Linked DNA regions of Homo sapiens: region 2 is linked to region 1. Evidence: read pairs that join two places in POLR2A ChIA-PET (ENCODE). Cell type or tissue: OCI-LY7. All regions are shown on one strand. Links, peaks and the distances in the headings refer to the core of each region. The heading gives the core; the rest is flanking DNA.

Region 1 (5,370 bases), core at 224-5,223:
CTGTATACTCCAGTTTTTGATAAATTCACCTTCCTGAGGACTTGGGCATTTTAAGAAGCAGGACTTAAATGGCTCTGTTTAAACAGAATCCCTTAGGATTATGTTACTAGCATTAGCTTCCTCAAACTGTGGAGGAAAATGTGTCAGAGGGTATAGATTTACTCAAAGAGTAACTGTAAGAAAATATCCATTTAAAATGTTTTAAAAAATCAATTTGGTTCTGAATATTAAAGAAGCTGCACTTACAGAAACGTAGAAAGTTTTATAAAACTTTACAGGCCGGGCGTGGTGGCTCACGCCTGTAATCCCAGCACTTTGGGAGGCTGAGGTGGGTGGATCACCTGAGATCAGGAGTTCAAGACCAGCCTGGCCAACATGGTGAAACCCTGTCTCTACTAAAAACACAAAAATTAGCCATGCATGGTGGCAGCTACCTGTAGTCCCAGCTACTTGGGAGGCTGAAGCAGGAGAATCGCTTGAACCCAGGAGGTGGAGGTTGCAGTGAGATGAGATGGCGCCATTGCACTCCAGCCTGGTGACAGAGCAAGACTGTCTCAAAAAAAAAAAAAAAAAAAAAAAAAAGGCTGGGCATGATGGCTTGCACCTGTAATCCCAGCTACTCAGGAGGCTGAGGCAGGAGAATCACTTGAACCAGGGAGGTGGAGGTTGCAGTGAGCTGAGATCGCACCACTACACTCTAGCCTGGGTGACACAGCCAGACTCTGTCTCAAAAAAGAACTTTACAAACAAAAATGTGCCATCACAAATACCACCTGAAATTAACTTCTCGAGCTTTTAACAAAGATTTAAATTAATTTCCATAGACAAATTGAGATTTTTTTTTTTTTTTTTTGAGACGGAGTCTCGCTCTGTTGCACAGGCTGGAGTGCAGTGGTGCGATCTCAGCTCACTGCGACCTCCGCCTCTCGGGTTCAAGCGATTCTCCTGCCTCAGCCTCCCGAGTAGCTGGGACTACAGACGCCCGCCACCACACCCGGCTAATTTTTTGTATTTTTAGTAGAGATAGGATTTCACCATGTTAGCAAGGATGGTCTTGATCTCCCGACCTTGTGATCTGCCCACCTCAGCCTCCCAAAGTGCTGGGCTTACAGGCGTGAGCCACTGTGCCCTGCCAAATTGAGAATATTAAAAGCAGAAATACTCAAATATATTTTTCAACCTAAAAGTGATGAAAAAGGATTACCCAAAGTGACTTCATTGCTTGCCCACAAAAAGAATAAATTACATGTGAAAGGCAGAATTAGAAGGTTTATTTGTTTTTTCCTTTTGTTGTTTTTCTTCCAAACACTATGGTGACTTAGGAATAGAAGGTTTATTTCAAGGATCACAGATACCTTATGTTTTGACAATAGGAGTAGATGCAGATTCCACAAAATCATATATTCATCTGCTGTTTCTGAAACTGGTTTTTGAATTAGGGTGCTGTGCTCCCTGGGTTGAAAATGTCTCCTATAGCAGGAGCCTGTGAGGTAACTGACAAAAAGGGGCTCCAGCACCACAGTGCCCTAGTTGTACATTCAAGTTAATACAACAGATTTTAATTAGAAAGGAAAAGCACACAAAATGAAAGGTCTTACTGAATTCAAATCTCATTAAAATGCAATTCTAGAACTTGCCATTAAAAACAGGTACAGGCTGGGTATGGTGGCTCACACCTGTAATCCTAGCACTTTGGGAGGCCAAGGCGGGTGGATCACTTGAGGTCAGCAGTCTGAGACCAGCCTGGCCAATATGGTGAAACCCCGTCTCTACTAAAAATACAAAAAAATCCATCTTGACCAACATGGTGAAACCCCATCTCTACTAAAAATACAAAAATTAGCTGGGCATGGTGGCAAAGGCCTGTAGTCTCAGCTACTCTGGAGGCAGAGGCAGGAGAATCGCTTGAACCTGGGAGGCGGAGGTTGCAGTGAGCTGAGATTATGCCACTGCACTCCAGCCTGGTGACAGAGTGATACTCTGTCTCAAAAAGAAACAAAACAAAACAAAAAAACTAGCCAAGCATGGTGGCAGGCGCCTGTAATCCCAGCTACTTGGGAGGCTGAGGCAGGAGAATCGCTTGACCCCAGGAGGCGGAGGTTGCAGTGAGACATGATGGTGCCACTGCACTCCAGCCTGGGCGACAGAGGAAGACTTCGTCTCAAATAAGTAAATAAAATAAAAACAGGTACAAACTTAGGCTTAATTGTTATAATTAGTCATAAGTCTGTTTCTGTTGCAGAAATGAAAACACTAAGGAGTCTGTTTCTGTTGTAGAAATGAAAACACTACGTTCATGGCTCTTTGTAGTTGCATTCTGAACACGAGATAAGAATGTAAGCAAATATATGATAAAAATATATGTGTGGGTTAAAAAAATAAAACTTAGCTGAAGTTTAGGAGGCAGCTGCATATGGATGAAGTTAGTGATATAAAGAATGTGGAGGCCGGGTGCGGCGGCTCATGCCTATAATCCCAGCACTTTGGGAGGCTGAGGAAGGAGGATCATTTGGGCCCAGGAGTTTGAGACCAGCCTCGGCAACATAGCAAGACCCTCATCTCTACAAAAAAAAAAAATACACAAAGTTAGCTGGGTGTGGTGGCGCACGCCTATAGTCTCAGCTACCCAGGAGGCTGAGGTGGAAGGATCACTTGAGCCTGGGAGGTCAAGGCTACAGACAGCTGTGATCACACCACTGCATTCCAGCCTGGGCAACAGAGTGAGATCCTGTCAAAAAAAAAAAAAAAAAAGAAAAAAAAAAAGAATGCAGAAAGACACATAGAGTACAAAAAGTTGCATTTTCATATTTTTATAACAATAATTATATTGTGTAAAAGGGCATTAAGGAGGCTGTTGTTGGATGTGCAACAAATGGAAGGGCTCAGAAAGTAGAAGCCTCAGGACTAATGAATGCAGCGGTGCTCTGAGCCAAATGTGTTCTGAAATGAAGAGAAAGGGGAAAATCACAACCTGTAGAAAAAGTGCCAGAATTTTGACTGTGCTAGAGTCTGAGCAGATGAGATTAGGAGGGGAAACTGCTATGGAATGTATCCCTTTAAAAAGCAGCAATAAACTTCTAGCCTATTTTGACGTTCTTAGAACACCTTAGTCACTTTCAGTTCCTCTCTTGTTTCTACGGATGCGGTAAAAGCAACAAACAAAAACAAACATCTCTAACTGCCCCAAAGATGCGGAGTGAAAGACACTGTAAAAAAATAAGATTTTAAGGCCGGCGTGGTGGCTCACGCCTGTAATCCCAACACTTTGGGAGGCCCAGGTGGCTGGATCACCTGAGGTCAGGAGTTCAAGACCAGCCTGGCCAAAATGGCAAAACCCCGTCTCTACTAAAAATACAAAAATTAGCTGGGTATGGTGGCGAGCGCCTGTAATCCCAGCTATTCAGGAACTTGAACCTGGGAGGTGGAGGTTGCAGTGAGCCAAGATCGCACCACTGCACTCCAGCTTGGGTGACAGAGTGAGACTCTGTCTCAAAAAAAAAAAAAAAAATTAAACTGCTTACTTTTTTTCATTAAAAAAAAAAAAACACCTAATTTCTGCTGGGCGTCATGGCTCAATGACTATAATCCCAGCACTTGGGGAGGCTGAATGGGAGGATCACTTGAGCCCAGGAGTTCGAGACCAGCCTGAGCAACATGGCGAGACCCACTCTGCACAAAAAATAAAAATAAAAATTAGCTGGGTGTGGTGTCATGCGCCTGTGGGTCCCACTACTTGGGAGGCTGAGGTGGGAGGATGACCTGGGCCTGGGGAGGTCGAGGCTGCAGTGAGCCAGATTGTGCCATTGCACTCCAGCCTGGGCAACAGAGTGAGACTCTGTCTCAAAAAACAAACCGAAAAAACCACCTAATTTTTTAAATAGTTTAAAAATTACTCCTCCAGATAGGTATGGTATTGTCAAATAACTTGAAGAGGAAAAGTATTAGGGATAATGAAGTTATAAAATTAGTCTTAGAAGGATGGATATAACTTGTAACTGTGTTTGGCTGCATCAACACTGATGAAAGATCGACGCTAATCTCAGAAAGCAAAATCTTGCTCTTTATAATTTAAAAAATGCTCCATTTTATTGTAAGCAAGAGGAGCTTAGTCAAGCCCCTCAGTGTCTGGCTTCAACCTGAAAACGGAATCTTCTGGTTCATTTCCTGATTTCTATGCAGAGATTGGACCACGAAAGCTGTCTAAATATGAATTGGTCTCTTTCCCAAGCTTGATCAATCAGCAGGTGCAAAGGTTCAACCAGCTTCCCCGCCTCTAGCTGTCCTGCATTCTTCTCAGCCCTGGAAAACCAACTGTGCCTCTCAAACATCCCACACTAGTCTCCATAGGTGATTCTCTCCCCCAGAAAACAAGTTCAAGACCGACCCAGGAAAGGAAGAAAAGAGGGTGATAGAGAGAGAAAGAAATCTCACTCTAAATACCAGGGAGAACTTTGAATGCAATCCAAAGACTAAAGAAGAAAGAAGTATACAAGCTAAATTATTAATGAGAAGAAAAAGCCAGATTTTTAAAGTCCTGACTTATTTCTAAACTCTAAATATTTCCAAGTTGGAGGGGGCAGTGGTAGAGTGGGTGCAAAATATTACAAAAATATTACAGGAAAAAAATGTTTAAGGCCCTGGCATCTGAAACTTAGTTAACACCAAGGAAAAAGATTTTCCACTAAAACGCTTGCCAATTCATTCACTTCCCACTTTAAGATGGCTCTGCAAACACATAGGTGATGTCCCTTTCTAAGAGAAGGGATCCCACTTCTCAACCCCACTGCCATAGTTGAGCATCTGACTCAAGGACTTGCATGAAAAACTCTATGGGAATAGGTGCTAGAGCTAAAAGGTAAAAATTGCTAAGAGGGGCTGGACGCAGTGGCTCACGCCTATAATCCTGGCACTTTGGGAGGCCGAGGCAAGCGGATCACTTGAGGTCAGGAGTTTGAGACCAGCCTGGCCAACATGGGCATCTCTACTAAACCTCATTTCTACTAAAAAAAAAAATGGCTGGGCACAATGACTCACGCCTGTAATTCCAGCACTTCAGGAGACCAAGGCGGGCGGATCACAAGGTCAAGAGATTGAGACTATCCTGGCCAACATGGTGAAACCCCCAACTCTACTAAAAATACAAAAATTAGCTGGGTGTGGTGGCATGGGCCTGTAGTCTCATCTACTCGGGAGGCTGAGGCAGGATAATTGCTTGAACCCGGGAGGTGGAGGCTGCAGTCAGCCGAGATCGTGCCACTGCACTCCAGCCTGGTAACAGAGCAAGACTCCGTCTCATAACAAAAACAAAAAACAAAAATTAGCCTGGCATGGCGGCACGCACCTGCACCTGTAATCCCAGCTACTCAGGAG
Region 2 (5,370 bases), core at 59-5,058, 430 kb after region 1:
CCCGTGGCAGCTACCAGTGTGTGGACACACCCTGTCCTGCCACCTACCGGCAGGGCCCCAGCCCTGGGTAAGGGCTGAGTTGGCAGGGCCTCGTGCCCTCAGGAAAAGCACATTTTTCAGTCACTGGGGGTGCAGGCTGGCCCTGTCATTGTCACTCCCCACACAAGTGATGCAGGCAGGAACGCACGGAGCCCTGGGGGCAGGGAGAGGCCAGAGTGGGAGAGAACGGGGACACAGGAGCACACACACCAAACCCCAGACACAGGACCACCATGCAGACTCACACAACCCCAGGACAAAACTCAGACACGCCAGCACCAAACCCATCTCCTCCACGCCACTCACAGCGGCCACGGACACTCATCAAGACACACGGAGACATGGGGACCTTAGGGGTGGCAGCTGCTGCCCTGGAAAGGTTTCTCCCGGCGGGTGACCTGCCCCAGGCCTTACAACTAGAAACGTAGGCTGGGGTTGGAAGCAGATGCCCGCGGCAAGGCTAAGCGCAGTCTCCACCTCCAACCCCGCCCCCGCAGGGCAAATCCAGACTGGGTGACTTGGCCCAGGGGCACATCGCTCCCCTGTGTCTGCTGGGCTTCCCTGGGGCATGGATCCCGAAAGTCCGCTGGAGGGACCATGAAAGGGCAGGCCTCTGGCTTCTCTGGGCTTCAGTTTGTTGAACTCTAAAACGGGCTAGCGTGGGAGCCTGCAGAGAAGGCGTGTGGGGCTCTGCGGGAGAAGGACGGGCAGCGCGTGGGCGGAACTGCAGGGGCTGGCAGGGAGGTCTGAGTTACGCGGATGGGCCACGCTCCGACCGCACCCCCGAGTCCGCCTGTCCGTGTGTCTGTGCCGCCCGCAGGACGTGCTTCCGGCGCTGCTCGCAGGACTGCGGCACGGGCGGCCCCTCTACGCTGCAGTACCGGCTGCTGCCGCTGCCCCTGGGCGTGCGCGCCCACCACGACGTGGCCCGCCTCACCGCCTTCTCCGAGGTCGGCGTCCCCGCCAACCGCACCGAGCTCAGCATGCTGGAGCCCGACCCCCGCAGCCCCTTCGCGCTGCGTCCGCTGCGCGCGGGCCTTGGCGCGGTCTACACCCGTCGCGCGCTCACCCGCGCCGGCCTCTACCGGCTCACCGTGCGTGCTGCGGCACCGCGCCACCAAAGCGTCTTCGTCTTGCTCATCGCCGTGTCCCCCTACCCCTACTAAACGGGAGAGGGCATTGGCGGCCGCCCTGGCGTGACCCCCGAGGAAGGGGTCGAGGAGAAGCTTGGTCCACGCCACCTGCTGTGGCAAGCGGAGCGTCATCGTCTCCCGCCCCGTGCGTCAGCGAGACCTTGGGTCAACACGACCCTGCGCACAGCCTTGACCCCCGACAGCGAGGACCTGACCTCACAGAGGGAGGCGTCCAGGGCGGCCCTTGGGTGGCCAGTCCCGCAGGCAGGGCCCGGGGAAGCCCGGATCAGACCTCCAGGTCTGATCCGCCCCTCAGTGGGAGCGGGACAGGGACACAGGGCACCTGGACGCGCGGGAGAGGGGGCAGACCCCGCGTTAGGGGTGGCAGCAGCTGTCGCCCGGCCACACCTGGTGGTGTCATTCTGAACCCTGTTGCAATATAAAGGGATTTTTTTTTAACCAACTTGGTTTCTTTGTCTAATTATTTTGCTTTGTAGGGAAGGGTTTGGGCTGGGAAGGAGACCATGCCTTCTGTTCTGATCCAGGAGCACTGCAGTTTGAGTCTACCAGCCTCCTCTCCTTAGGAGTAGGGCTGCCTCAGGCACCTCCTGGCCTCAGTTTTCCGATCCATAAACTCTTGCAGTAGGGCCCTCCCTTCCCCCATAGGGCTGTGGGGCTATTAAATGAGGAGTAAATGTGTTGCAAAGACAGCAACAGCCGGTGGCAAAAAAAATAATTCTTACTTTTTAGAGGCAGGGTCTTGTCCTGTCGCCCAAGCTAGAGTTGCAAATGACATGATCGTGGCTCACTGCAGCCTCGACCTCCTGGCCTCCCGATCCTCCCGCCTCAGCCTCCAGAGCAGCTGAAACTACAGGCACATGCCACCATGCCTGGCCTTTATATTAATTATTAATGTTTTGTATATATGTAAGGCATACAACGTGATGCTTTGATACACATAATGAAATGGTTACTATAGTCAAACCAATTAATATATCCATTTGGATTTTGTGTGGGCTTGAAAAAATTAAAACATACCCATCATCTTGTATATACTTATTTTTGTGGCAAGAACACCTCATATCTACTCCCTTAGGAAAATACCAGTGTGATATTATTATTATTTTGAGATAGGATCTTGCTGTGTCACCCAGGCTGGAGTGCAGTGGCGTGACCTCTGCTCACCTCAATGTCTGCCTCCCAGGCTCAAGCGATCCTCCTACCTCAACCTCCTGAGTATCTGGGACCACAGGCATGCACCACCACACCTGGCTAAATTTTTTTTCTTTTTTTTTGAGTTGGAGTTTCACTCTTGTTGCCCAGGCTGGAGTGCAATGGTGCTATCTCGGCTCACCGCAACCTCCGCCTCCTGGGTTCAAGTGATTCTCCTGCCTCAGCCTCCCGAGTAGCTGGGATTACAGGCATGCGCCACCACGCCCGGCTAATTTTGTATTTTTAGTAGAGATGGGGTTTCTCCACATTGGTCAGGCTGGTCTCAAACTCCTGACCTCAGGTGATCTGCCCGCCTCGGCCTCCCAAAGTGCTGGGATTACAGGCGTGAGTCACCGCGCCCGGCCTAATTTTTTAAATGTTTTGTAGAGATGAGGTTTCATTATGTTGCTCAGTCTGGTCTGGAACTCCTGGGTTCAAAGGATCCGCCCACCTCAGCCTCCCAAAGTGCTGGGATTACAGGCATGTGCCACTGCACCTGGCTTACCCCAGCCTATTTTTATCTTCTAACTCTTGTCGCTTTCCAGTCATAGACTCTTACAGCGGGCTTCTTTATGGCTTGCTTGTCATCTTGTATCCTTTGCAGCTCACCCCTGGCTTTCACTTGCAGTCCTCTTCTGAGCTATCTTTTTCCTGATAGCATCTCCCCTTCTGGGGGATGGATTATTGAAGGCAAGGGCCATTTCTAGGCCCTGGCCTTAATAATTCATCTAATTCATCTACAGGAAGGGCCTTTGTTGGACGAATGGATGGATGGAAGTGTAGTGCAACAATTCCTAAGTAGTCTTTTTTTTTTTTTTTTTTGAGACAGAGTCTGGCCCTGTCGCCCAGGCTGGAGTGCAGTGGCGCGATCTTGGCTCACTTTAAGCTCCACCTCCCGGGTTCACACCATTCTCCTGCCTCAGCCTCCCGAGTAGCTAGTATTACAGGCATGCACCACCATGCCCAGCTAATTTTGTATTTTTAGTAGAAACAGGGTTTCTCCATGTTGATCAGGCTGGTCTCGAACTGCTGACCTCAGGTGATTCACCCACCTCAGCATCCCAAAGTGCTGGGATTACAGGCGTGAGCCACCGCGCCTGGCCTAATTTTTGTATTTTCAGTAGAGACGGGGTTTCACCATGTTGGCCAGGCTGGTCTCAAACTCCTGACCTCAAGTGATTCACTCGCCTCAGCCTCCCAAAGTGCTGGAATTACAGATGTGAGCCGCTGTGCCCGGCCCCTGGGATAGTTTTAATAGGCGGTCAGGGCAGGAGAAGAGGGGACAGCAAGTGTCAGGGCCCTCAGGCAGGAGGGTCCAGCCAGGAGGTTGGGGAGGCTGGAGATGAATGAGGTGGGAGAAAGGGAAGACAGAAAGGTCAAGGGGGTGGGGTGGATCCTGTGAGGTCTTTGGGCCACCACAGGGACTTTGGCTTTGATGAGTGACCTATACAAGAGCACATGTATAGGTAGGTGTGGTGGTGCATGCCTGTAGTACCGCTACCTGGGAAGCTGAGGAGGGAAGACCCTTGAGCCCAGGAGTTTGGGGCTACAGTGAGCTATGATTTGGCCACTGCACTCCAGCCTGGGTGAGAGAGCGAGACCCCATCTCTAACGAAAATGGTTTTTAAGAAAGTCAATGCATATCTGCGTGTTGGCCTATCTCCAGTGTGCTGGGTCTCGGGAGGAGTGTAGGTGAAACGGAGCTTGGCTGTTTATCCTTCTCCTCCCATTCCTGCCCTTCTCCCTGGGCTGGCAGCAGCCCCTGCCTGGTGGCCTCTTTGTTGCCAGCTGCCCCTGACACAGCCTCTGGGAGAGAGAGGTTGTCTTTTGCATATGGTTCTGAAGAAAAGAGTGCCTCTCTCCCTGTTCCTCCTACTTAGTGTGACATGGTCAGCTCCCCCTAATTGTCCCCTCCCTCTCATCTGGGCAATGAGGAAAGTTGTCTGAGTTAGTTCCTTCTAGAGATGAACGACAATCAGGCTGTCTTAACAGAGCTGTTCTGGGTACACAGAGAAAAAATCGCTGTGTCCATTTTACAGATGCAGAAAGGGGGGTACAGGGAGGGAACATGATCCAGTCACTTGACTGAGGTGTGACTGGTTAATGGTCAAACTGGGACTCTTGATTCCCACCTAACAGCCCCAGTAGAACCTTCTCCAGGATGCTTCTTACTGTAGGTTTCCTTCAAACCAGTCTGCAAAGTTTTTCTGTTAGGGGCCAGATAGTACTTTCTGCTTTGCGGGACATTCAAGCTCTGTCAAAATGACTTACCTTTGCCATTGCAGCGCAAAAGCAGCCCCGGAGGACCCATGAACAGATGGGCACAGCTGTGTTCCAATAAAACTTTATTTGTGGACACTTACATTTCAAATTTATTATCATTTTCATGTGCCATGAAATATTCTTCTTTTGATGTTTTTCAACCATTTACAAATGTAAAAGCCATTCTTAGTTTGCACGCAGGCTTTACAAAAACAAGTTCAGACCAGAGTTTGCTGATCTCTGGTTTAAACCACAGAAATTACTGATGATGGAAGTCCAGGCTGGGTGGAGAGATTAGAGGAGGCGGGAAGAAGTGCGGGAGGGGCTTCCCAGGCCCTCCTGTACCCTATTCGTCCAGGGTCCACCTGTGAGGGCCTTCCTTGGGCCGAACGCCCCTCTTTGTGCAACGCCAGGGGTCAACGGGTCAGAACTGGAGCACTGCTCTTCGCTAGGCTGTTAATTTTTTATGGAGCTGGGGACTTTGTGGAGGTGATGCAGAGGCGGAGACCCACAGAGGGGAGGTGCCACTCCTCTCTCACCCCTGCTGTCTCCTGCAGGCCGCTCCCAGTCTCACGCAGGCCTTCCATGTTTGTGAAACTACTACTTGTTAAGTCTTTGTCCAGTGTCTTACAGACTTGAGGTTTTTTTTTTTTTTTTTTTTTTTGAGACAGAGTCTCACTGTGTCGCCCAGGCTGGAGTGCAGTGGCGCGATCTCGGCTCACTG

What was found. Peaks named below come from ENCODE experiments on the same cell type or tissue, not always from the same donor. Only the 100,000 strongest peaks of a DNase experiment are listed, where the experiment ranks them.
Region 2: POLR2A ChIA-PET joins it to region 1 with 9 read pairs; 3 of 35 experiments call an interaction of 5 or more read pairs at or near these places.

The regions. Positions count from the first base shown.
Region 1 is chr9:130,004,507-130,009,876 of GRCh38, forward strand. The region is part of intron 1 of FNBP1 (formin binding protein 1); the gene reads right to left. Among named protein-coding and RNA genes, the nearest start is that of FNBP1, 36 kb to the right of the region's middle. RefSeq lists enhancers at 3,135-3,284, 3,445-3,494. In OCI-LY7, for the core only: no CTCF peak of the experiment used is centred there; a DNase peak (open chromatin) is centred at 3,125; H3K4me3 peaks cover 1,400 bases; H3K27ac peaks cover 2,721 bases.
Region 2 is chr9:130,432,489-130,437,858 of GRCh38, forward strand. It overlaps HMCN2 (hemicentin 2), which reads left to right. Exons shown (of 98, transcript NM_001291815.2): 97 at 1-67; 98 at 860-1,635. The coding sequence ends at 1,205. LOC107987134 (a long non-coding RNA gene) reads right to left here and starts at 1,327. Exons shown (of 3, transcript XR_007061816.1): 1 at 1,133-1,327. In OCI-LY7, for the core only: no CTCF peak of the experiment used is centred there; no DNase peak of the experiment used is centred there.